Linked DNA regions of Mus musculus: regions 2 and 3 are each linked to region 1. The links are chromatin loops, found by intact Hi-C in ENCODE. Cell type or tissue: heart. All regions are shown on one strand.

The links. A loop is a pair of places that touch in the nucleus more often than their neighbours do. Peaks named below come from ENCODE experiments on the same cell type or tissue, not always from the same donor. Only the 100,000 strongest peaks of a DNase experiment are listed, where the experiment ranks them.
Region 2: a loop joins it to region 1, with 7 times the contacts of the local background. A loop is called at or near these places in 5 of 42 quality-filtered maps.
Region 3: a loop joins it to region 1, with 6 times the contacts of the local background. A loop is called at or near these places in 9 of 42 quality-filtered maps.

Annotation. Positions count from the first base shown.
Region 1 is chr5:136,194,714-136,202,713 of GRCm38, reverse strand. Prkrip1 (Prkr interacting protein 1 (IL11 inducible)) reads left to right here and starts at 3,760. Exons shown (of 6, transcript NM_025774.3): 1 at 3,760-3,939; 2 at 4,856-4,934. The coding sequence starts at 3,814. In heart, no CTCF peak of the experiment used is centred here; DNase peaks (open chromatin) are centred at 733, 2,969 and 3,643; H3K4me3 peaks cover 2,252 bases; H3K27ac peaks cover 1,716 bases.
Region 2 is chr5:136,659,937-136,667,936 of GRCm38, reverse strand. All of the region lies in intron 2 of Gm38722 (a long non-coding RNA gene), which reads right to left. Among named protein-coding and RNA genes, the nearest start is that of Myl10, 30 kb to the left of the region's middle. In heart, CTCF peaks have their summits at 3,014 and 3,215 (motif pointing right); DNase peaks (open chromatin) are centred at 3,196 and 4,964; H3K27me3 peaks cover 3,661 bases.
Region 3 is chr5:136,703,018-136,711,017 of GRCm38, reverse strand. No RefSeq gene overlaps it. Among named protein-coding and RNA genes, the nearest start is that of Myl10, 13 kb to the right of the region's middle. In heart, CTCF peaks have their summits at 3,977 (motif pointing right), 5,294 (motif pointing left) and 7,056; no DNase peak of the experiment used is centred here; H3K27me3 peaks cover 617 bases.

The sequences.
Region 1 (8,000 bases):
GACCCAGACTACTACTACTACTACTACTACTTCTTCTTCTTGTTCTTTTCTTCTTTCTTCTTCTTCTTCTTCTTCTTCTTCTTCTTCTTCTTCTTCTTCTTCTTCTTCTTCTTCCTTCTTCTCCTTCTCCTCCTTCTTCTTCTTTGGTTTTTCGAGACAGGGTTTCTCTATGTAGCCCTGGCTGTCCTGGAACTCACTCTGTAGACCAGGCTGGCTTTGAACTCAGAAATCCACCTGCCTCTGCCTCCCAAGTGCTGGGATTAAAGGCGTGCACCACCATGCCCGGCCCATTGATACTTCTTGATGGACAGCTATACAGCTAGGCAGGCCTCAGAGTAGAAAACCCTGGAAGGCAGTGTCAAGAGACATACAAGCCTTGCAGCCATGCAGAGCTGAAATGTTCATTGCTAGTCACCTCCACCATGAGGTATTCCAGGCCTGCACACGACTTCTGGCTACTCCTATTTTATTTTTTAAGACAGGCTCTCATGTAGTCCAGGATGGCCTGAAGCTCACTTTGCAGCCGAGGTTGGCCCCGAGTGCCGTGATTACAGGTGTGCACCAATACAATACTCTTTGGTCTCCTGCCTTTGGAGCTTGTTCACTGGGGTCCCAGTCTGGGTTTCCAGCCAGGAAGATAAAGCAGCACTATGGATGGAGTTCCAGGGCCCGTGGGGCCTGAGTGGTACATTGCTGCCCTCTGGTGGTAGTATGTAGTACTCTAGGTCCAAAGCCTGGGAAGAGAGTCCAGAGATGAAAGAAAAGTGGGATCTGGGTGCTGCCTTGAGGAGGCACCATGTAAACTGTCCTGCCAGGATGTCATCCCCACCCACCACGACTTTTGCCATGACTCACGTCTGCGAAGATTTGGGGACAGACCACTGGGCGTCAGTCTGTGTGATCCTGAGGCAAGCAGCATGGGTGTCAGGTTTTTTCTCTCTCTAATAAGGAGTGGAAGAGGAGGGGGAGGAGGAAGGGGAGGAGAAGGGGGAGGGGAGGAGGAGGAGGAAGGGATCAGGAGGAGGAGGGGATCAGGAGGAGGGGAGGGGAGGAGAAGGAGGAGGAGGAGAGGGGAGGGGAGGAGGAGGAGGAGAGGGGAGGGGAGGAGGAGGAGGAGGAAGAGGAGGAGGAGGGGGGGGAGAGGGAACCTAACAGCAGTGAAAGCCACCAAATGCACACCCCACACAGAACAAGTGCAATCATGGCTGTCTGCAGAAATCAGGTATTAGAAAGGGTTGTTATGGGGTTGCAGCTTCTAGAAAGTGATTTGGCATAGGATTTAAGTAAACACGCTTTTACTTAGGACAAGATGTTATTAGGAATCAATTCGCTGATTATATATTTAAATAATAATGTTATTATGTACAGTACAGGGATCGGAAGCCGGGACCCGTACATGCTGGAACCGGTACCTGTACATGCTGGGCAAATATGGCCATCGTCAGTGACCTCACTGGTGGACTCTGGGCACGTCTCTACCACGGAGCAGAGCAAGCCCTCAGTTCCTTTTGTCCTGGCTGTGTTTTGAGATAGAACATTACTATGTAGTCCTGGCTGCCCTAAACTTGATATGCAGACCAGGCTGGCCTTGAACTCATAGAGTTCTGCCACCCAAGCACTGGAATTAAAGGTTCCTAGCATCATGACTGGTGCCCTTAATTTTTTTTTTTCAGACAAGGTCTTGTGATATAGCCCCAGCTTGTTTTGAAATCTCTGTCCCTCTGCCTCCTAAATACTAAGATCACATGTATGTGCTACTGCACTCCTCTGGATAGTTTTCTTTCTATCTTTCTTTCTTTTCTTTCTTTCTTTCTTTCTTTCTTTCTTTCTTTCTTTTCTTCTTCTTTCTTCTTCTCCTTCTCCTTCTCCTTCTCCTTCTTCTACAGGCTTGTGCCTTTAGGCCATCTCCCATAGCCTGAGTCAGGCATACCTGCCAGCAGCTCTCTCTGGGGTAGAGTTCAGAATCAGTCAGTGGTGTGATCTAGCAGCTCTCTGTTTATGGCATCTTGCCCTTCTGTGTTTTGTGTCATATTCACTGTGCTGAACTAAACCATATGGTGAGAAACTTTGTGCTGCCCCTAAAGAGTTACCAAAAAAGCCCCTTCCTATGTTCTGGGAATTTGGTCACTCCTGGGTGTGGGGGGGGGGATTGCTGCAAGATTATCCTGGATTTCTGAAGAGGCTCCTCTGTACCCCACACACTACCTCTTCTGACTTCTCTCCTTTCTCTTCTTCACAGTTTTGTTTTTTTCTTTTTTCTTTTTTTCCAGACAGTGTTTCTCTGTGTAGCCCTGGCTGTCCTGGAACTCACTCTGTAGACCAGGCTGGCCTCAAACTCAGAAATCTGCCTGCCTCTGCCTCCGGAGTGCTGGGAGTAAAGGCGTGTGCCACCACTGCCCGGCCTTCCTTCCAGTTTTAATGAAGCTCCTCTCCAGGTTCCAAAGGGAAGCCTCTTGCTCCCTTTAAGGCCCCACCACGTTCAGAGATCCATATACTGTACTGTCTATTGTTCTCCCTCCATCTCCAGCAACAGTCAGCTTTGAGGCCCTTTCATTCTAATAAGCTTCTTCTAATAAAGGACTTGTTTCAGTTTCCTTGCCTACAAGATGTTACTGTTACCATCTTGGGTTTTTGTTGTTGCTTGTTTTGTTGTTGCTTGTTTTTTTGTTGTTTGTTTTTTGAGACTGGCTTTCTCTGTGTAGTTCTGGCTGTCCTGGAACTCTCTCTCTACAGACCAGGATGGCCTTGAACTCAGGGATCCATCTGCCTGTAACTCCCTGGGTGCTGAGATTACAGGCCTGCACCACCACTGCTGGCTCTTAACATCTTTTACTATAGGGAGCTACTTCAGTGCCTCACGCATGGTCAACAAAACACTCCACCACCAGAAGGCCGCAGTTCCATCATTCTCCATTACTTTCACCTTCAAGTGAAAGACTTGAAGTTAATTCCTCGTCAGGTAGATTGGAATGGCAACTTCCTTTATTCTAAAACAGACTCACATACTCAGGCTCGACTGGTGGCGCTGTACTTTCAGCGTGGCCAAGGAGATCGGGTCTGTCTTAAGAGTTCAGTTACAAAGGAGATTATAAGATTATTATAGGAATCGGGGTGTGAGAGGCTGGCGGATCTCCGAGAGTTCGAAGACAGCCTGGTCTACAAACCAAGTTCCAGGACAGAGATATACAGAGAAACTCTGTGTTGAAAAACAAGACAAACAAACAAAAAAACAAAAAAAAAAAAAAAAAAAAAAAAAAAAAGGAAAGGAAAGGAAGGAAGGAAAAGAGGGAGGGAAGGAGACGATATGGAGAGGGCGGAGAAGGGGAGAGAAGAGGAGGAGGAGGAAGAGAGAGTGGGGTAGGGAGAAAGTAGAATAGATAAAAAAGAAACGGAAAAAAAAGACAAAGCCCAGGAGCGAGCGAAACTGGGAGGGACGTGCCAAGAGTCCCAGAGCAAGCTGTGCGAAGTCCTTGGGGACCTGAGACGTCGCCTGGGGCCAGCCCACTCATCATCACTAAAGGCCGTCTCTTCCTCTCCGGATGTGAGAATCAGGCAGCCCTGATTTGTTTTGAAACAGGAAATGAAATTAAAGTGCTATGATCAAAATAAACCACACTGACCTCGCGTTCATGAATATTCAAGCAAGCTGCTTAGGACTGCCTCGTACCTCCGAGGAGAGAGTGCGCATGCGCCTCAGGAGAGCGCCCCTCCCCCCGGGGGTTTGAGAGTGCGCGTGCGCGGTTGGCGCGCTCTTCTGTCGTCATCAATACGAGCGGCCGCCGGCAGCTTTCGTAAAGGAGTAGGAGAGCGGCTATGGCGAGTCCTGCTGCCGCTTCTGTGAGACCGCCCAGGCCCAAGAAAGAGCCGCAGACGCTGGTCATCCCCAAGAATGCGGCCGAGGAGCAGAAGCTCAAGCTGGAGCGGCTCATGAAGAACCCGGTGAGTGGAAGTGGGCCGAGGCGCAGTCCCTTCACCCCGCCGCCAGACCGAGCAAGGCTACATTCAGTCCCCCTAGAGCAACCCTGGGGCGGAGAGGGCGGCCCCGTGGAGGGAGCCTCGCTCCTGTTCTTGTCCTACAGCGTAGCTGCACGAAGGCGCTGCCCAGCCCTCCACACCCTCCTTTTTCTTAGTTTGCTGTTTGCGGTATCATGGCGTTGCTCGTGCTGTCCACGTTCCGTACCGAATCGGCTTTGTAAGATAGGCAGACCTCGCATCCGGGCTCCTCGCATCCCGGCTCCTCTTACCTTATCTTCCCTACGAGCTGGGATGACAGCCCTGCGCTACTATTCAGTATTGCTTCACAGCCCTTTCTATTTTAATATATGAACCAAAGCGGTGGGAGCTGGGTATGGTGGTGCACACCTGCTATCCCAGCACTCTGGTGGCTGACCCCAGAAGTTTGCTACAAATTCGAGGCGAGCGTGGTCTACGTAGTGAGTTTCAGATCAGCTAGACAGTGAGACCTATCTCAGAAACCAACAAAACCCAGAATCGATGTCTTAGCAAAAGTGTACAACTCCAAATAGCAGCCATTATTAAAGAAGCATTGGACGCCAAATTTGGACCACATCACTCTTTACCTCTTCAATGGGCCTCGTAAAACAGACAGCTCATATCTTTGACTAGAAGAGGTTGGCTCGTCTCTTAGTGACGTAGATTCCAGACTTGTTTAGCGCAGGAGAACTTTGGCCCACGTTAGACCCCATGGTGTAGTGGATGAAGTAAGGCCAGGGCAGCAGAACTACACTCAGTCAGCTCCAGATTTGAGAAGCGTGCTCAGTTGAGATCGTCAAACGGGATGTACCTTCCTCAGCAAGTGTATGTTCATAGATGCTTTTCTGTTTAACTGTTCCAGGACAAAGCAGTTCCAATTCCAGAGAAAATGAATGAATGGGCTCCTCGAGCGCCTCCAGAATTTGTCCGAGATGTCATGGGTAATGTCTCTTATGGGTGTCAGGGGTTTATAGTTTTTGTTTTGTTTTTTTTTTAAAGATTTATTTATTATATGTAAGTACACTGTCGCTGTCTTCAGACACTCCAGAAGAGAGAGTCAGATCTTGTTAAGGATGGTTGTGAGCCACCATGTGGTTGCTGGGATTTGAACTCCGGACCTTTGGAAAAGCAGTCGGGTGCTCTTACCCACTGAGCTATCTCACCAGCCCCGGGTTTATAGTTTTTAAGGGGAAATATGAAACACTATTTTCTTTTCTTGTCAACTAGATCTTTGATAGGAAAATTAGTCTGGGGCTGGAGAGGTGGCTAAGTGGTTAGGAACACTGCTCTTCCATAGGTCCTGAGTTCAATTCCCAGCAACCACATAGTGGCTCACAACCATCTGTAAAGCGATCAGGTGCCCTCTATTATATATATGGAAAACTATTTTGTCTTTACAGGAGACAGCACTCCTTGCTATTTTATGGTTTGACAGTAGATAATGGTTTCCCAGTTATGCTTTTGGTTTTGTTTTGTTTCTTGTGGTTAAACCATTTTATTCAGAGGCTTTAAAAGCTGCTAAAGTGTCACATGATCAGACAAACGGACTGGGCAGGGAAGAGCTCCAGGCCCCCTCTTCAATACGATGTTTTGTTTTTGAGGTAGGGTCTCACTGTGTGGACCAGGCTGTGCTTGAACTCATACTCCTCATGCCTCTGCCCCCTAAGTGCTGGCATCAGAAACATCCACCGTTGTCCTAGTTAGGGTTTCTATTGCTGTGATGAAACACCATGTCCCACAGCAACTTGGGGAGGAAAGGGCTCCCATATCACAGTCCATCATTGGAGGAAGTCAAGACAGGAACCTGGAGGCAGGAGCTGATGCAGAGGCCATGGTGGGTGTCTTACTGGCTTGATTAGCCTGCTTTCTTATAGAACCCGGACCACCAGCCCAGGGATGGCACCACCCACAATGGGCTGGGCCCTCCTCAACAATCACTAATTAAGAAAATGCCCTACAGGCAGATCTCCTGGAGGTATGATCCGCCTATGACTTTAGCTTGTGTCAAATTGACATAAAACTAGCCAGCAGAACCATTGTACCTGATTTTCTCATTCTTTGAAATGACATCTTATGCTTTTTAAAGATTTTATTTGTGTGTGCTTGTGCACATGTGCTTGTGCACGCCGTGGTGCCTGTGGAGGTCAGAGGAGTCAGTTCTTTTCCACCATGGAATTCAGGTTTGGCAGCAAGTGCCTTTATCCACTGAACCATCTCACCAGCCTCCATTTTTAATTTTTCCTAAGTGAAAACACACTTGTTATATAGTAGATTTAGGTTAACATATACTAAGTAGAAGCAAATAGTACAGCTTCAGAGATAGAGAGCTGGCTCAGCAGGTAAAGTGCTTGCCACCAAACCTGACGCCCAGAGTTCTATCCCTTGGGTCCAAGTGGAAAGAAAGAACTAACTCCTGTAGGTTGTCTATGACCTCTGTATTCATGCTGTGGTATTTATTTCCTGCTCTACAAATAAACAGATGCATAAATGTCAGGTTTTTAAAAAAAATGTCAGGCATAGTGAATGCACTTAAATACAAACTCTCAGAAGTTAGGGCCGTGGATCTCTTTTGGTTTGAGGCCTTCTTGATCTATATATAGAGTTCTAGGCCAGCTAGGACTACATAGTGAGTCCCTATTTCAATAAAAGGTAGAACTAAGAAGATGAGTTAGCATTGAAGAGTGTGTACTTGCAGAGAACTCTAGTCTAATTCCCAGCATCCATATTGGCCAGCTCCTGGCAGCTCCAGCTGCCTGTAACTCAAGCTCTGGAGGATCTCGTGGACTCGGTGAGCACGCCATGGGCGCCTGCATGCATGTGCACAAACCTACAGGCAAACATACCTAAACACTTTTTAGAAAAGAGCCACCTGCTGGGTGGGAATTACACATGCTTTAATCTCAGTACTCAGGAGGCTGAGGCAGGTGGATCTCTGTGAGTTCAAGTATGCAGAGCAAATTTCAGGACATCGAGGGCTACACAGAGAAACCCTATCTCTAGAAGCCTAAATAAATAAGCAAACCACTTGACATTCCATCATTCCACATAAAATATTCTACTACAACCTCGTGAACCTCTCTGTAGTCAAAACCATTTGTTCAAGAAAAACTGTTGCTACCCACTTCTTTTCACCTGCAGTATCAGAAGTTTGTCAACCATTAGGGGTCTAGCAGGTCACTTGTGAAATCATGGAGGGATGCTGAGAGCCCTTCTTAAACTAAAGTCTGCGCATTTTATGTCTTTTTTTTTTTTTTGTCCCGACCCATCGGCCAGTTGAACGGGGACTTGAGCGGCCACCTGGAAGAGAATGGGGGAACAAGAAACACAAAAAATGGACAGCAAGTCTGATGATCAAGCTGACAAATTTTTATTTTTCCCACACAGATTATATACTCATAGGAGTAGGAAGGAGGGTGGAGGGTGGGGGTCACTTTGTCTCTGGATAATACACCTGTTTCCAGGAACAGGATATTGACTGGGTAAACAGTTCAGCAGGAAGATCAGAACAGAGTGGGTTATTAGACACATATCCACAAGATTTATAGCTGTTTGTTCTCCGCTGACTTCAGGATCTGTCTATTTGTACTCAGCTGGGCTAGTGCTTTCCCACAGAGGCCAGGACTTTATGCCAGCAAGCACTGAGGTCAGTAAATGTTCAAACAAGGTCTCTCCTAACAATATATTTTTTTAATGATTTGTTTATTTTATGTGTGTGAGTACACTGACACGGTCTTCAGACACACCAGAAGAGGGCATTGGATCCCCATTACATGTGGTTGCTGGGAATTGAACTCAGGACCTCTAGAAGAGCACTCAGTGCTCTTTAACCGCTGAACCATCTCTTCAGTCCTGAACTGAAGTCTGCTCCTCTCGTGGTCACTGTCACATAGAGCAGAAATTTCCTTTTTGTTTTGACCCATGGGTTTGCTGTGCAGCTCAAGTTGGCCCTGAACTCTCAGTCCTCCTGCCTCGGCCTCTCAGTGCTAGGATTGTGGACCTGTGCCCCC
Region 2 (8,000 bases), 470 kb before region 1:
ACCCCGTCTCTAAATTGAACGAATGAATGAGGGAGGGAAGGAGGAAGATGGGCACTGTAGAAGGCAGGCCTGGGTGCCCACAGTGCCTGTGGAATGTGGTCAGACATATATAGTGGCCCTATGGAATCTTCTGGGCTAATTCCTTCTGGCCAGGAGTTGATGTGTCCCAGGAGGTCTCATCTGGCCTTAGGAATCATCTGCAAGTGGGTCACTCATTACTGTTGAAGTCCCCTTTCCTATGTAGGCTCTACCCCATGTCCCAAGCAGATCCAAGGCCCCATGAGCCCCCACCTGCTGCAAGACCCCACTTAAGCCCAGATCTACTTTCCTTCACAGCCCATCTCTCTGACACCCCACCCACCAGAGGGAAGCTTCTTCTAGCAGCTGTCCCAGCTGGGCTTTGGTCCCTGCTGAGCCTCTCCTATTTTCACATCCCCTCCTCTGCCCAATAAAACAAATAAGAGGGAAATACTAGACAAGTTAATTTGCTAAAATGGACCCAAATGAAATAGCTGATTACATTTTTTCCCCAAAGGAAACTAGAGTTAATTTGGCCAGTGACTTGTGCCAGGCTGCCAGTCTCAACACACACACATCCAAACAGGGCTCCTCCCAGGGCCAGTTGGCAGCTGCCCTGCCCCATAGAGTGGTGCAGTCACCACCCAATGGGAGGTGAAGGTGGGGTGCGGAAGGCAGAAGTGCCCTGGGGAAATACTGTTAAAGGGGCATACATGTCCTGCACTGAAAATGTAGGCATACACATGCATGCACACATTGGCTTGCACAGACAAGCTCACAGTGCACACACCCAAACAAACACACGCTCACAAACACACTCATGCACGGACATGCTCAGAGCAGTCATTCATTCAAGCATACACATGAAAGTATGCACACATCCACACATGCACACACCCATGCAGTCCTGCTTGTGCACAATCTCCAATGCACACCCCCAGGGCATGCACACACTCAAATACAAACACACTCATGCACACATTGCAAGGGTATACACACATAAGCATACGCAAACTCATGAATACACACCCTCATGTTTGCACACATTCAAAGCACACAAACATGGGCTCATGCACCCTCATGCCTGTACACACAAGGCATGCATAAAACAAGCTATTTAATTCCCATGCATCCACACACACTCAAAGCATGCTACACACATCAGTGCACACCCCCCAGAGCATGCACACACAAGCACATGTACTGCCCAGCACTCGCATACATAAAGCATGCACATAGTCACACATGTGTGTTTTACACACCCACATACATGCTCGGGTGTGTTTCACAACTGCACTCCCACTGAGGGCACTTGGTGGGATGACTCAGTGGTCACATCTGCAGACCAATGCTGCTGAACCCATAAGTTAATTATTACTGGAGCTGGGGAGATAGCTCAGTAAAGTGCTGGCCACAGAAGCATGAAGACCAGAATTTGATCCCAGAACCCATGTAAAAAAGCCAATTGTTGTGACATTCATTTCTAATCCCAGCGCTGGGAGCCAGAGGCAGGTGGACCCATGCTGGCCAGGCAGCCCAGACAAACTCATGAACTGTAGGCCAGTGAGAGACCCCGTCTCAAAAATAAGATAGACATTGTCCTGAAGACTAATACCTGAGACTGACCCCACAAGCACTCAAGTGTACGCCTTTACACATGAACATCACACAAACACATACCCCAAATCCACAGGCATACATTCAGGCAAAGCACTCAAACACATTAAATTAAAGTTTGGGAAAGTAAATATATATAATCTTTTTTTTTTTTTGGTTTTTCCAGACAGGGTATAATCTTTTTTAAAATCTTAACAAAGTAAAGTCCATACTGAATGGAGGCTGCACAGCATCCTCTTCATGGTCCCCACCAGAGCACCTCACACTTCCAAACTGACATCACGAAGCAGGGGAGCCCTTCAAGTCCTCCCATCAAGAGGGGGTCCTCAAAGAAGTTTTCAGCCCTTCCTTGGATCCAGGTAGGCACCTGTGAGCCCAAGAAGGGGTGCCAAGTGTGAAAAGCAGGTGTTCCCCAAATCCCACAAGCACGGGGGCTGCAGTCACATACTTCTAGAATGAGGGGCATTTATATCCACAGGCACATCATAAACAAAGATCCACAAGTACACAGAGAGACACACAGTCATACAGACAGACAAACACACACATGGCTACACATACAGACACATGCAGACAGACACACATATAGACAGACAGACATACACATAGTCATACATACAGATACACACAGACAGACAGACACGTACATATAGACAGACAGACACACATGTCCACACATACACACACACACTCATATACAGACAGACACACTCACACATAGCCACAATATAGACACACACATACATATACACAGCCACACATACACAGCCACACATATACACACTCACATACAGATATACCCACACAAAGATGCACACTCACACATAGCCACACAGACAGACAGACACATAGATATACACACACACACATGGAGACACACACATACGCAATCATACACATAGCCACACACACACATAGACAGCAATTCATTCACACACTTACACGCAAACAGATACATACTTGAAAGCTAGCATTTATTTACAGAGTCACCCCCATGCAGGGAAATACATTCACACACAACAGACACACAAACATACATGCGAACACACTAATACCCAAATTCACACACACTGACACTCCCTGAGTCATTTCTTCTTGTTTTCCTCCTCCTCCTCTTCCCTCTTCCTCCTCCTCCTTCTCTTTGTTTCTCCCCCTCATCTCATTTGTACTAGTCTCACATAGCCCAGGCTATCCTTGAATTCATTATGCAGTCAAGAATGGCTTTGAATTTCTGATTCTCCTGCCTCTACCTCCTGGGTGTTAGGATTACAAGTGTGCACCAATGCCTGGATGCCCATAGTTTGTCTTAAAGAATACTCTATACTAGGAAGTTGAGAGCAGAGCAACTACCACATGGACACAAAAACCCAGGTCGGGCCAAAAGCAGGCTAAGACTAAGGTCGGGGCTACGGCCAAAGTCTAGTTAGCACTTGCCGCTGCGCCACCCACTTTCTCCTTATTTTGGCCTCTAAGTGTCAGGAGTCATAGCCCAGTGAGGGATCCAGACTCCCATCTCTCCTTTGCTGTTCTCTCTTTTTAACAACCAAGAAACGGGAAGTTAGACTGGTTTCCACAAACACCACTAGGTGGCGCTCCGCTAACGAAAATCTGAATGGACCGCACGGCCAGCTCATCCAGACCAAGGCTGACCTCCTGCCTCCATCTAAGTCACAGTGCCCCAGGTTCTCAATCCCTGTGTGTCCCAGCCTCAGCTTCCATTTAAGGCCTGAGGCAGATAAATGGGAGAGGGGACAAGGTTAGCTTATGGCTGCTCCCACCCAAGTGGTTCATATCCACTCTGCCTCCCTAGTTTCTAGAACGGAACAGAGGCAGGGTCAGGACGGGGCTCATTGGTAGAGCCGCACCTACAAACACCCAGTGAAGGAGCTGGGAGCCTGGCTCAACAGCAGAGCACCTGCAAAGCCCTGGATCCTAACTCCAGCACCAAAACTTAGTGAGTTAATCAAATTAAAAGTGCGATGATAGAGCCAGGCATGGTGGCAGCTGACTATAATCCTAGCAGCACTCGGGAGGCTGAAGTGGGTAGAAATTGGATTTTAAGGGCAGCCTGAGCTATGGTGAGATAAAGGTTCAGTAAGCAATAGTGACTCAGTTTCCCTCTTTCAGTTCCCCTGGGACAGCACTACCTAGCATCTATCTTTGCCCTCTCAGTTTGGGGGGGATGGTTTCAAAGCCCATAGAGAGATGGGAAGACCCATACTCTCCACTATACCCAAACGAAAGGGTCAGAGGCCCAGGTCCACCACTGAGCCGGCCCCATCCAAGGGAGCAGTTTTAATTTTACTGCTTGTCAGTCCAGGATCCATCCAACATTCCTTCCTCCAGGAAGGCTTTCATGACTTACTCCTAAGTAAAGACTCCAGCTGGACCTTCTACAGTAGGAAGTCCTGGGCCACAAAGTACTGTGGACTCAGAAGGTCCCCTAGTCAGACACACGGTGGGCTTGGCCAGTTGTCAGTGACGGGCTCTGGGGCAGAGATAGAATCACGATACTGGATCTTGGGAAAGCCTGTGAGGTGTCAGACACTGGTGTGATTAGAAAGGCCTTTAGGGTAGGTGATGAAAACTTAGAAAATACCCTAAGAGAAGTAGGTTTCATCTCATGTCATGAACCTCACTGGCTCAGAGAGGTCAAGTGGCTGATAGAACATCACACAGCAGAAGCAACACACAACGTGAGGCTGAGTGAAAAAAAAAGGGGGGGGAAGGAGAGGGAAAGAAAACTAAAATTAAGAAAATAAATATATGGGCCAGGTGTGGTGGCACACGCCTTTAATCCCAGCACTTGGGAGGCAGAGGCAGGCAAATTTCTGAGTTCGAGGCCAGCCTGGTCTACAAAGTGAGTTCCAGGACAGCCAGGGCTACACAGAGAAACCCTGTCCCGAAAAAAAAAAGAAAGAAAGAAAGAAAGAAAGAAAGAAAGAAAGAAAGAAAGAAAGAAAGAAAGAAAGGAAGGAAGGAAGGAAGGAAGGAAGAAAGGAAGGAAGAAAGGAAGGAAGAAAAGAAAATACATATATATATGAACACATGTATACACATGCACATACACTCCTTAGAATAGTCCAGATGGCACCTTTAACTTGTATCAAATGTTATCTACTTCTGTAAGACTCACCCCTAGGTACTATCTGTCACCCTGCCATATTAGCCTTGAGTAATAGACAGACTGCAGTAATACAGTCACCAGGACAATGACAGCAGTAATGAATGTCCCTGTGTGTGTAGAGGTCAGCAGGGCTGGGTCAGGCTGGGTCAGCAGGGCTGGGTCAGCTCAGGCAGCCTCCCCGATGCCAAGTCCCTGCAGTCCATGGACTCAGGCTGAGAGTCCTAGGGCACAGGGCAGATCCAGATGGAAACCCCAGGAAGGCACAGAGGCAGGAGTGAGCTCTGCACTGGCCTTGGGAGTCTGTGTTCTTGCCCCTGGGCAGCTCTGGGTCCTGCTTGGAGCTTCATTCATACAAGGTGAGCTGGCCTGGCTGAGCAGCAGAGAGTGGAGGGGGCGTAGAGACATAAACAGAGAGGCATGTTGCCACTGTGAAGACCACCCAGGGATGCGCATCAGGCCCCTCCTTCTCCCATTCCTTCCCTCTCCCGCTTCCTTTCTTTTCTCAGTGCCGGTCACTATTCATTCACCCAGAGTGTCAGCATCTTCCTCCTCCTCACCTCACAAACCAGCCGGACCAGCCACGAAGCCGGCCAGCGCCGAGGCCAGGCCCTCGGGTGCCAGGTTACCCAGCATGTATCAGAAGACAGCTGACTTCTCTGCTTCCCCTTCCAGAAGCCTGGAAAAGGCGCCAGGCCCAGCTCCCAGCCCCCTCGACATCTGCCACATGGGTGACTGGTGCCAAGTGTCCCTGGACAAGACAATATCTTAAGACTCCCCTTGGGCCAGGTGTGGTGGCCCACGCCATTAATCCCAGCACTTGGCAGAGGCAGAGGCAGAGGAGGCAGAGGAGGCAGAGGAGGCAGAGGAGGCAGAGGAGGCAGAGGAGGCAGAGGAGGCAGAGGAGGCAGAGGAGGCAGAGGCAGAGGCAGAGGCAGAGGCAGAGGCAGAGGAGGCAGAGGAGGCAGAGGAGGCAGAGGAGGCAGAGGAGGCAGAGGAGGCAGAGGAGGCAGAGGAGGCAGAGGAGGCAGAGGAGGCAGAGGAGGCAGAGGAGGCAGAGGAGGCAGAGGAGGCAGAGGCAGAGGCAGAGGCAGAGGCAGAGGAGGCAGAGGAGGCAGAGGAGGCAGAGGAGGCAGAGGAGGCAGAGGAGGCAGAGGAGGCAGAGGAGGCAGAGGAGGCAGAGGAGGCAGAGGAGGCAGAGGAGGCAGAGGAGGCAGAGGCAGAGGCAGAGGCAGAGGCAGAGGCAGAGGCAGAGGCAGAGGCAGAGGCAGAGGCAGAGGCAGAGGCAGAGGCAGAGGCAGAGGCAGAGGCAGAGGCAGAGGCAGAGGCAGAGGCAGAGGCAGAGGCAGAGGCAGAGGCAGAGGCAGAGGCAGAGGCAGAGGCAGAGGCAGAGGCAGAGGCAGAGGCAGAGGCAGGCAGAATTTAAGGCCAGCCTGGTCTACATAGTGAGTTCCAGAAAAGCCAGGACTACACAGAGAACCCTTGTCTCTAAATTAATTAATTAATTAATTTTAAAAATAAATAAATAAATAAAATTTAAAAATAAATAAATAAATTTTAAAAGTCTTTGTGGAGTCTCTCAGAGACCATTTGTTCAAAGGTTGATGGCTTCTGGGGTTCTGCACAGCAGATCACAGCAGCAAGTCTGAAGTTCCCACGAATCACTCCATCAAGGTCCCAGGCAGCCCCAAGCAAGATTCAGATGACACCGGCATATAATTGACCTAATTCAGACACAGGCTACACCACAGCTGGCCCTTGAGCCTTCCCAGGGGACAGGCTTTGCTGAACTGTGTGTATGACTGCAAAAGGGATGTCCAACTTGCTTACACGAAATGACTACTATAAAATTAATCAATTAGTTAATTAGCTACATTAATTAATTAAAATAGAAGTGTGATTCAAGTTCAGCCTCCGACTTACCTGAAGTCTGGGCAGACGTGAAATATGATCCTCCTGCCTCAGCCTCCTGAGTGCTAGAATTAGAAGTGTCACCTAGCCAAAAAACTTTATTTCAGCCAAACGCATATTCTGTGTCTCTTTGCCCTTGAAGTCACCCCCTCCTCGCCCACCAGATGAATCAACAGAGTGCCCAGGACCCAAGTGTTAGTAAAAACTTTCAAAGCTATCCAGCCAGCAGGCCACTCTTTTGGCAGTATGCATTGTTTTTGATGATGCTAGCACAAGGAAACCCAGGGCCTTGTTCATGCTAGATCTCTGAGCCACGCCCCCAGCTCCTCATTGGGGGATTCTAGGCAGGGGCTCTTTCACTGAACCACGCCCCCAGCCCCTCCCTGGGGGATTCTAGGCAGGGGCTCTACCACTGAGCCACGCCCCCAGCCTCTCCCTGGGGGATTCTAGGCAGGAGCTCTACCACTGAGCCACGCCCCCCAGCTCCTCACTGGAGGATTCTAGGCATGTGCTACATCACTGACTTATACATCCCCCTCAAAAAAGAAGTACTCATTAAGGGAGACCTGTAGCTGATACCATATTGTATGCACACCTTCTCAGTCCCATAGCCTTGGGCCTCACAGACACTCCATCCGCACAGGTACACTGTCTTGCCAGCCTCCCTGAGCCCCACCACCTCCTAGGTAACTGAAAGCTCAGTACACAGTGACTGTTTCAAGTCCAGCCTGCATCCCAAGCCAGGGACTAGAAGGTAGGCACAGGGGAAGCCACTGAGTGCCCACTCTGGGCTAGATTGTGACTTTTAGTTTGTGCTCAGCAGAACTCTCTACAAGAGTAATCAGGGGTAGAAGCAGAGAATATAAAGTGGGGGCTGGGGGGTATGGGAAGGACAGGGCAGCTCTTAGGGAGTCCTATCTCTGCCCTTGACAGTTCCTTTACCCCCACAGCTCCCTATGCCTCCTTCAGATCTTTCTGTGACAAAGGATGACTCCAACCAGAGCCTGGTCCTTTCTCACCTCAGAACTCAGGCTAAGAAGCCACTCTAACCTCAAGGCATATTTTCTGTTCCCTCTGTTTTCTCCACCCAATTCCTCTCCTCCCTCTCCCCAAACCATCTTACCCTGTAGCACAGGCTGGCCCTAAACCCTTCATCCGAGGATTACAGGTGCATCCTGTTCTGACGCCCAGCTTGGATTTTCTTTCATTTGAAACTTTCTTACATTTGAAAATATAAGGAGCAAAATGTGGCTAGGAGTGCCAGGCCACGGGTCTGTGATCCCAGCACTTTAGAGACAGGGGCAAGAGGAGCAGGAGTCAGGCTAGATTC
Region 3 (8,000 bases), 510 kb before region 1:
CTGGCCCCTGGCAGGGATCCAGCACTGACGATAATGGCTTTAGGGAGAACAAGAGGCCCATTCATGCATGGCACATGGATAGGGAGAGCCACTTTAAGGTCCATGATGTCATGGAAACCAGACAAGTGGCCCCTAGAAGCCTTTGATGACCCAGTATTGAGGACATAGTTACAAGTCTCGGGTTCCTGGGCTTGGCTGACATTCTGTTCTCTGAACAAATACTTGGGTGCTTATGGGGCAGTATGGGTACACCCAACCTGTTCCCTTTGGGGGGGGGCGCAGAGGTAATCAGTCAGTTCTGGCAAAACTCACTGGTGAGGGGCTGGCAAGATGGCTTTGCAGGTAAATGTGCTTTCTGCCAAACTGGATACTCTAAGTTTGATCCCTGGGGACACACACGGTGGAAGGCTAGATCTGACTTGTCCTTTGATCTCCACAGACATACCATGACATATGTGTGGGCATACAGACACATATGAGGTGGATAAACAATAAATGTAAAAATAAAACAAAATAACAACAACAGCAACAACAACAACAACAACAAACTTCATGGTGGCATTAGATTCCACCCCAGAATGTGTCCACTGAGAGCTAATGTCAGAGGAACTTTGCTTCTAGACTAATGTGTACCTGCATTTTGTCCCTTAATGGCTGCCAGCACCCCTGAGACCTAAAGAGAACAGCTAGAATCTACCAAAACTCCTTAGTCCAGAAACTGCTGGAGGCTATCAGGAACCCATACTGACCCATAAGAGAGGGCACCTAAGGAGCTGAGGAGATGGCTTAGTCAGTAAGGCGCTTGTTTTACAAGCATGAAGACACAGGTTCACTCCCCAGAACTCACATTAAAAAGCAAAAACAAAAACAACCTCCCCCCAAAAAACTGGATGTGGTGTTGCGTGTGTAGAATCCCAGTACTAAAGAAGTAGAGATAGGGGCAGGGTCCCTGTAGCCCACTGGCCACCCAGCCTACCTTAATCAATGAGCCCTAGGTCCTAGCATGAGACCCTGTCTCAAACAAGTAAGATCAGCAGTGCCTATGAAATGATACCCAAGGTTGACCTCTGGCCTCCACAGTCATGTGTACACATATGCAGGCACAGTGCACACACATCACATGCTCTCCACAAGAACATATCTCTCTCTCTCTCTCTCTCTCTCTCTCTCTCTCTCTCTCTCTCTCTCACACACACACACACACACACACACACAAGGAACCCAGACAGCCAAGCGACCAATTCCCTCTGCCCTCTTGGGATGGCTCCACAGCTCCACCCTTGAGGAAAGGCTAGCAACCTCTAGTGTTTCCAGTCCTTACAGGGCAAGGGCTGGCATCTCTCTGTGCATATCAGTGGCCTCTGTCACCACCTTTGCAGACTGGAGTATAAGCTCCTATCTGTCCCCTCTGGGGAGTCAATGCCCTCATATACACTCCTGGGGCCTTGAAGACTCCTAACCCCGTTCACATGACCATTCAGCACTGACTGGAGGCCCCAGATCCTGTCTTCTGATTCTGGGAGCCTCGCTTAATCCTTCTCCCACTCCTACCTCTTGAGCAGCTGCAGCAATGACAGGCTGGCTACTGGCTCCCTGACAGCCTTGCTCACCAGTACCTAGGCTGGTTTCCTTCTCTTCCAGCTATAAGCAGTTCTCTATCTCCTCTACCCTTGGGACTCTGCATATAAGAGTCACATCTCTGTCCCGAAAAAAAAAAAAAAAAAAAAAAAGCCACACCATGGGCTACTGACAGATGCAGTCTTTGCTTTCTGAACATATGTCACTCTCAGACAGCCTCTTGCTGCTTCCTGTCCACCAATTATACTTTCTGATGCGTCTTTTTGTCCACTCTGATGTCAACTGCTCTGCATCACTACACCTTTCCCACCGTGACCACACCAGCAAGAAGGCAGCAGGACAGCACCCTGTGAGCAGGAAGACAAGCTGAAGGCCTCGCACAGCAGGGTGCCTCGGGCAAGCCTTAGTTGGAACACGGAATCCCTTCCACAGGCCGAGAGCTAAAGCCTACATCCCCAGGTGGTGGTGCTACTTGGTGGGGGGGGGGGGGGGGGAAGCATTGGAGGAGGCGGGGCTTATACTGGAGGAAGTAGGCCACTGGAAGTGGATCCTTAGAGGTATTTTGTTCCCGGAACCCTTTTAAGGCTCCAGTAAGAAGAAGCTGCTGAGCTGGGGAAGGTGGGGTGGCGCGGACATGACTTCCAAGAGAGGTGGAATATCACCAAGCTGAATCAGGCTAGACTCCAGGATGCAGACTCCCCCACTGCTTGGGGGTGGGGTGCGGATGAGAATTGTCCCGAGCTCCTGGTTCCCATTGTATGTCCTCTACCTTCCCACCCACAGTAGCGTGAGAAGCAGGACAGGGCTTAGACAGTAGAAGCGGCCGAAAGGACCCTGACAATTCACTTGCCACACAGGAAGCCAGCCATCACAGAGAGAAGAGCTGTTCAGGACCCTGAGCTCCACTAGGGACAGATCTGGATCCAAACAGGTTACTTCCTCCCATGTCCATTGTGCAGGTTAGTTTTAATTATCAGCTTGTCACGTCCCAGAGTCACCTGGGAAGAGCGTCTCAGCGAGGAACTGTCTCATTCGGATGGACCTGTGGGCATGTTTGTGGGAGATTATCTTGACAGTGTTAATTGATGTGGGAAGACCCAGCTTAAAAGCGGACAGCACCATTTGAGGCCTGGACTGAGAGTAGAGAAAGCGAAAGCGGGCTGAGCACTACGCGCATGCGCATTCATCCCCCCACCCCATTCCCCCACACCCCAGCCCCACCCCCCGCTCCTGACTGTGGATGTGATGTGACCAGCTGTCTCCGGTGTTCCTGCCCCTGTGATGTCCCCATAGGATGGATTGTAACTCTGGGACCATGAACTGACATAAACTCTTCTAAGTTGCTCTTGTCAGATCTTTTTATTATCACAGCAATAGATGAAACTGAGAAGTGGGGTGGTGATGGTGCACACCTTTAATCCCAGCACCGGGGAGGGCAGAGGCAGGGGGATCTCTAAATTCAAGGCTAGCTTGGTCTATGGATTAATTCCAGTACGGCCAGGGCTACACACACACACACACAAATCCTGTCTCAGAAAAGAGAAAGAGAAGGTGCGCATGCATGCAAGTGAACCTTTGTCATGGGAAGCAGCCGGGGCTCGAAGCTGGAGGCTAAATCAAGACATGTGTCATGATTCTTGGAAGCCCCGGAGGCAAAGATGCTGAAGGCAGATGGATTTGTGGGAAAGTGTGCATCCAGCGGGCTTTGGCAATCCGGTGCCTTCTATCCACGTATCACTGCAGCCTCCATCCATCCCCTGGGTATCCTCAGTGTCCTTATCGCCTGAAGTTAGAGATGTAATTACAGGGCTGTGATGCGGTCTTGTGTGCACACAGTAGAAAGCTTAAAGACCACGCTATAAGTTTGCAAGCTATTTTTAAATGCATGTTTGTGTATGTGCATGTATGTGAGGGTGCATGCATGATCATGTAGAGGCCAGAAGAAACCTCAAGACTTCCTCAAGGATATTGTCACACCTCTCTCTCTCTCTCTCTCTCTCTCTCTCTCTCTCTCTCTCTCTCTCTCTCTGAGATAGAGTCTCCCATTGACCCGGTACTTGCCAATCAGGCTAGGCTGTCTGGCCATCAAGGCCCAAGAGTTAACCTGTCTCCACCTTAAGCACAGATTCAGTACCTGGCTTTTTACATGGGTTTTAGGAATGGGACTCAGGTCCACATACTTTCGAGGCAAGCTTTACTGACTGAGCCCAGCCCACGAGTTTTTTTTTTTCCAGGAAACTTAAAGAGGTTAAGGTCTGTGGTTCAGCAGTAACTGAGGCAGCCACAACTCTCATTCAGACTTGTTTGCCTCAAAATTATACTTTAAAACCCTGTGCTATGAGTGGCTGTGTTGACTCTAGAAGCCTGGGAGAAACAGAAGCCAGGCAAGGTGGCTCAAAAACCAGTAGATGGCGCTGTGGAGCCACAAAAGCGGTCTTTGTGCGTTCCATTCACCGAGGCCAACTGGAGTTTCTAACCCGGGCGGCCGGCAGCAAGTACCAGCTGAGGGTGCACATGGTGGGTGGTGGGTGGGACGCTCATCCATCTCTCTGGGGGGCGATATGAGGGCCCAAACAGGTAGTCAGTGACCTAGAGTAGACATGGCCTAAGAGGTTGTACTGGGGTTTCCTGACCCTATATACGCCCACTAAGATCCCCGACCTGTAACCCCATGAGACAGTCTCCTCAGTCCCCAGCCAAACAAGACACAGTAACTCTCTGAAGTTTGATGGGAGCCAGACTTAGCTTGTCCCCACCCTTGTGGGTGGACATTCCAATGAAGTTGAAGGCACAAGCTTTGAAGCTAAATTCTGGATTACCATAGCTCCACATGGCCTGTTTCTCCCACCCCTGCGCCCACCAGCCACTCCCATCCAGTGTCTCCATGGCACCAAGAAGTCTGGGTCCCAGTGCCCCACCCTCTCCAAACATAGACATTAGCACCCAGCACTCGGATAACAGGTCTTGAGTAAGGATGAGGTGTTGGGGCGGGCAGCAGCTGGGACTGGAGCTGGCTTCCGAGCCTTGTCCCAGAGCCACTGTCTGTGCCCTTTTGTCCTTGACTGCTGTGGAATCCATGATTGTAGTTGGATCATGGGAAGGCCAGGAGGGCGCTGAGGGTCGGAGTGTCAGAGCTACCCAGCCACCAATAGAACCCTGTCTTCTGAGGCAACTGAGCCAGGCTAATAGGCTACACAAGTTGAAGATATAAAAAGAAAGGTATGCCTCGACCCTGTCACGCCACTCTCAGGACACTGGAACCAGTCTCTTCATTCCCCAATCACATCCACACCCACACCCCACCCATACAACCAGCATGGGGTCAGCATAAGAGACCCCACAACAAACTAGGAGCAAGTATGAAGCACGGACGGTGGGCGTGGCTTCAAAAAACTTCACGGGATAGGCCCGTGTCATGTGCAAAATGCTTGACTCCATGGCCCTGAACGGGTATTTAATTCACCAGTAAGTTTATTTTACAGGATCAACTCCAAGCTTATGTTGATACCAGATCATAAACTACACATGCCCCGGAGTCTGTCTTTCTGTCTGTAAGCAGCCACAATTCCCTGGCTCCAACCAGACACTGTGGGGTTCAGGATCGAACCTCACTATTGAAAGAAAGTGGGCTCAGGAAGCTGGAAAGAGTACGTACTTCCCTTCTGAAGGACCCAAGTTTAGTTCTCAGCATCCATACCAGACAGAGCCCTCTTGTGGCCTCTCTGGGTACTGCACTCATGTGCACAGACACAGCCCCTCAAACATGCATTCATTTACATAAAAATAAATTAAAAAAAAAAAGAAATTTAGTGTCAAGACTAAAATGCTGATTCAGTGGGGAGTATGACAGTTCTGGAACCAGTGTTCCAGAAAATTCTAAAATGTCCTCTTTTAACAGTCTCTCCAGGACCTCTTCTCTAGAACTCACAAGCAAAATCTCAGTGATTCCTATTCCACTTTCGTGATTTTTTATTTTAATTAATTTACTTTACATCTCGACCACAGTTTCCCCTCCCCCCTCTCCGTCCAGTCCTCCCTGCCTTGCCTCCACTCCTCCTCCCTTTCTCCTCAGACAAGGGGAGGCCTCCCATGGATACCAACCAACCTCAGCATCTCACGTTGCACTAAGGCTAGGTGCATCTTCTCCTATTGAGGTGAGGTGAGCAGCCCAGTAGCAGGAAAGGGTGTGAAGGGAAATGACAGAGCCAGAGACAGCCCCTGCTCTCACTGTTAGCAGCCCACATGAAGACCAAGCTGCCCAACTGTAACATATGTGCAGAGGACCTAGGTCTGTCATGTTTGTCATTCTATTTTTTATTCTCACTAAGTATACATCCCATCTTTTTTACTAATATCAACGTGTGGATATCCATTTGTTTTCATTTATTTCTTTTTGGAGTGGCAGTGAGCAAAGCCACGGTCCTCACACATGTTCTACGACTGAGATGTGCTCCTAGCCGTACATTTATTTAGTTTTGAGATAGGTCTTCAAGGTGCAGCCCAGGCAGAGCAAAAATAAGGAGAGGGAGACAGTGGTAGAATTCCTGAGTGCCCCAGCAAGGGCTGAGCGGGGCTCACTGATAAACTGCTTTGCCTAGAATCCCCCAGTAAGGGGCTGGGTGTAGCTCAATGTAGACCACTGCCCTAGAACCCCCAAGTAAGTGACTGGGGGCGTGGCTTAATGACAGAGCCCTTACTTACATGTAGCGAGATACAGTCAGCTCCAAAGTTGCTATGGAGTCTCCATAATGGGGGTGCCTCCTGTCAGGCGAGGTCTGTCCCTCTTCTATCACGTTGTCCCACCGTCCTCAGAGGCCCCACCCTCTTGTGGTCAGCAGAAGCTCCCACAGAGATTGCCGCTTGCTCAGACAGCTTCAAACCCCTGGGGTTCATCCTGGAAGGGCCTTCAAAGGCCTTGGCCATTCTTGATTGGGCGCCAAGACAGAATCTGCTCTTGGAGACAATTTAGCCAGCCACATGGGTGGAAAGAATGTCCCTGCTCTCTTAACAGCGACCCCCTCTTGATTTATATGTGGGGCCACTGTCCGAAGGCCCCCGGCGGATGGATCTTGAGTGGAAAATGAGAGGCCGAGAGCCAGGCGTCTGGCTGGGCTAATTATCCTCAATGAGATACAGCTGGTTGGGGGAGCAGGCTGAGGCCCAGGGCAGGGCCAATTCCTTGCCCCAGATCTCTGGGGACCCAAAGGCCTGTTTGGGCTTGCAGCCCATCGCCTCCCAGGTCTGATTAGGGTTCATCAGGCATTCTAGGTGATCCAGTTTGGCCAGTTTTATAAGAAAAAAACAGAAAAGTGGCTTCAGTCTCAGATTCGCTGCTATCCTGAGCCATGATAGTCCCTAAGACGCCAAGATACACTTGAGTTCTTTCTTCATTCTTCTTATGGGACGACTGAAGAGTAGACTGGCCAGGTAGGCTTGGTGAAGCCCAAGGGAGGACTCTGGAACTGAATGCAGTACCAGGTTTGGCCACATGGGGCACATAACTCTGTAGTGGCCTCCATAGGGCCTGGCTGCAGCCCAGCTGCAGGCTGATTCTCTGGATATCCTAGGGTTGAATAGACTCTACCATATACCAAGCCTACATTTGGGGTCTAGGGGCATTGTAGTGATCAAAACTCCACTTGAATCCCAACCTTTTGGACTTAAAATTCCCCAACAGAAGTACCTGGTGGCTCAGTTAGCTGTCTCAGTAGGGAGAAGGTGTTTGTTGTCCATGAGCCTGACAACTTTATCCTAAGGAAGGACAAAAACAACTTCCATATGTGAAACAACTTCCTGACATCCACATGAGCATGCAAACAGGTGTGTGGACATCACACACACACACACACACACACACACACACACACACACACGAGTAATAATACACATTTTTAAGTATCTGATTTTCTGAAAGGGCTTTGACCTATTGCAGTTGTCAGGGCTGAGCTGAGCTGCAACCACATAGCCAGGCTGGAGTAATAGAGTGGAAGAAAGTTCCAAACAGAAGAACTAGCAAAGCAAAGGCCCTGTGTCCAGCGCGAGTGGCACAGACAGTAGAAGTACAGCAAGGTCTTAATCTGGTTTTAGTTGTTTTGCAGCACTGAGGATTGAACCCAGGGCTTTATGTAGACTAGGTGGGTGCTCTTCCACTGAGCCACGCCCCCAGCCCCTCCCTGGGGGATTCTAGGCAGAGGCTCTACCACTGAGCCACGCCCCCAGCCCCTCACTAGGGGATTCTAGGCAGGGGCTCTACCACTGAGCCACACCCCCAGCCCCTCACTAGGGGATTCTAGGCAGGGGCTCTACCACTGAGCCACGCCCCCAGCCCCTCACTAGGGGATTCTAGGCAGGGGCTCTACCACTGAGCCACACCCCCAGCCCCTCACTAGGGGATTCTAGGCAGGGGCTCTACCACTGAGCCA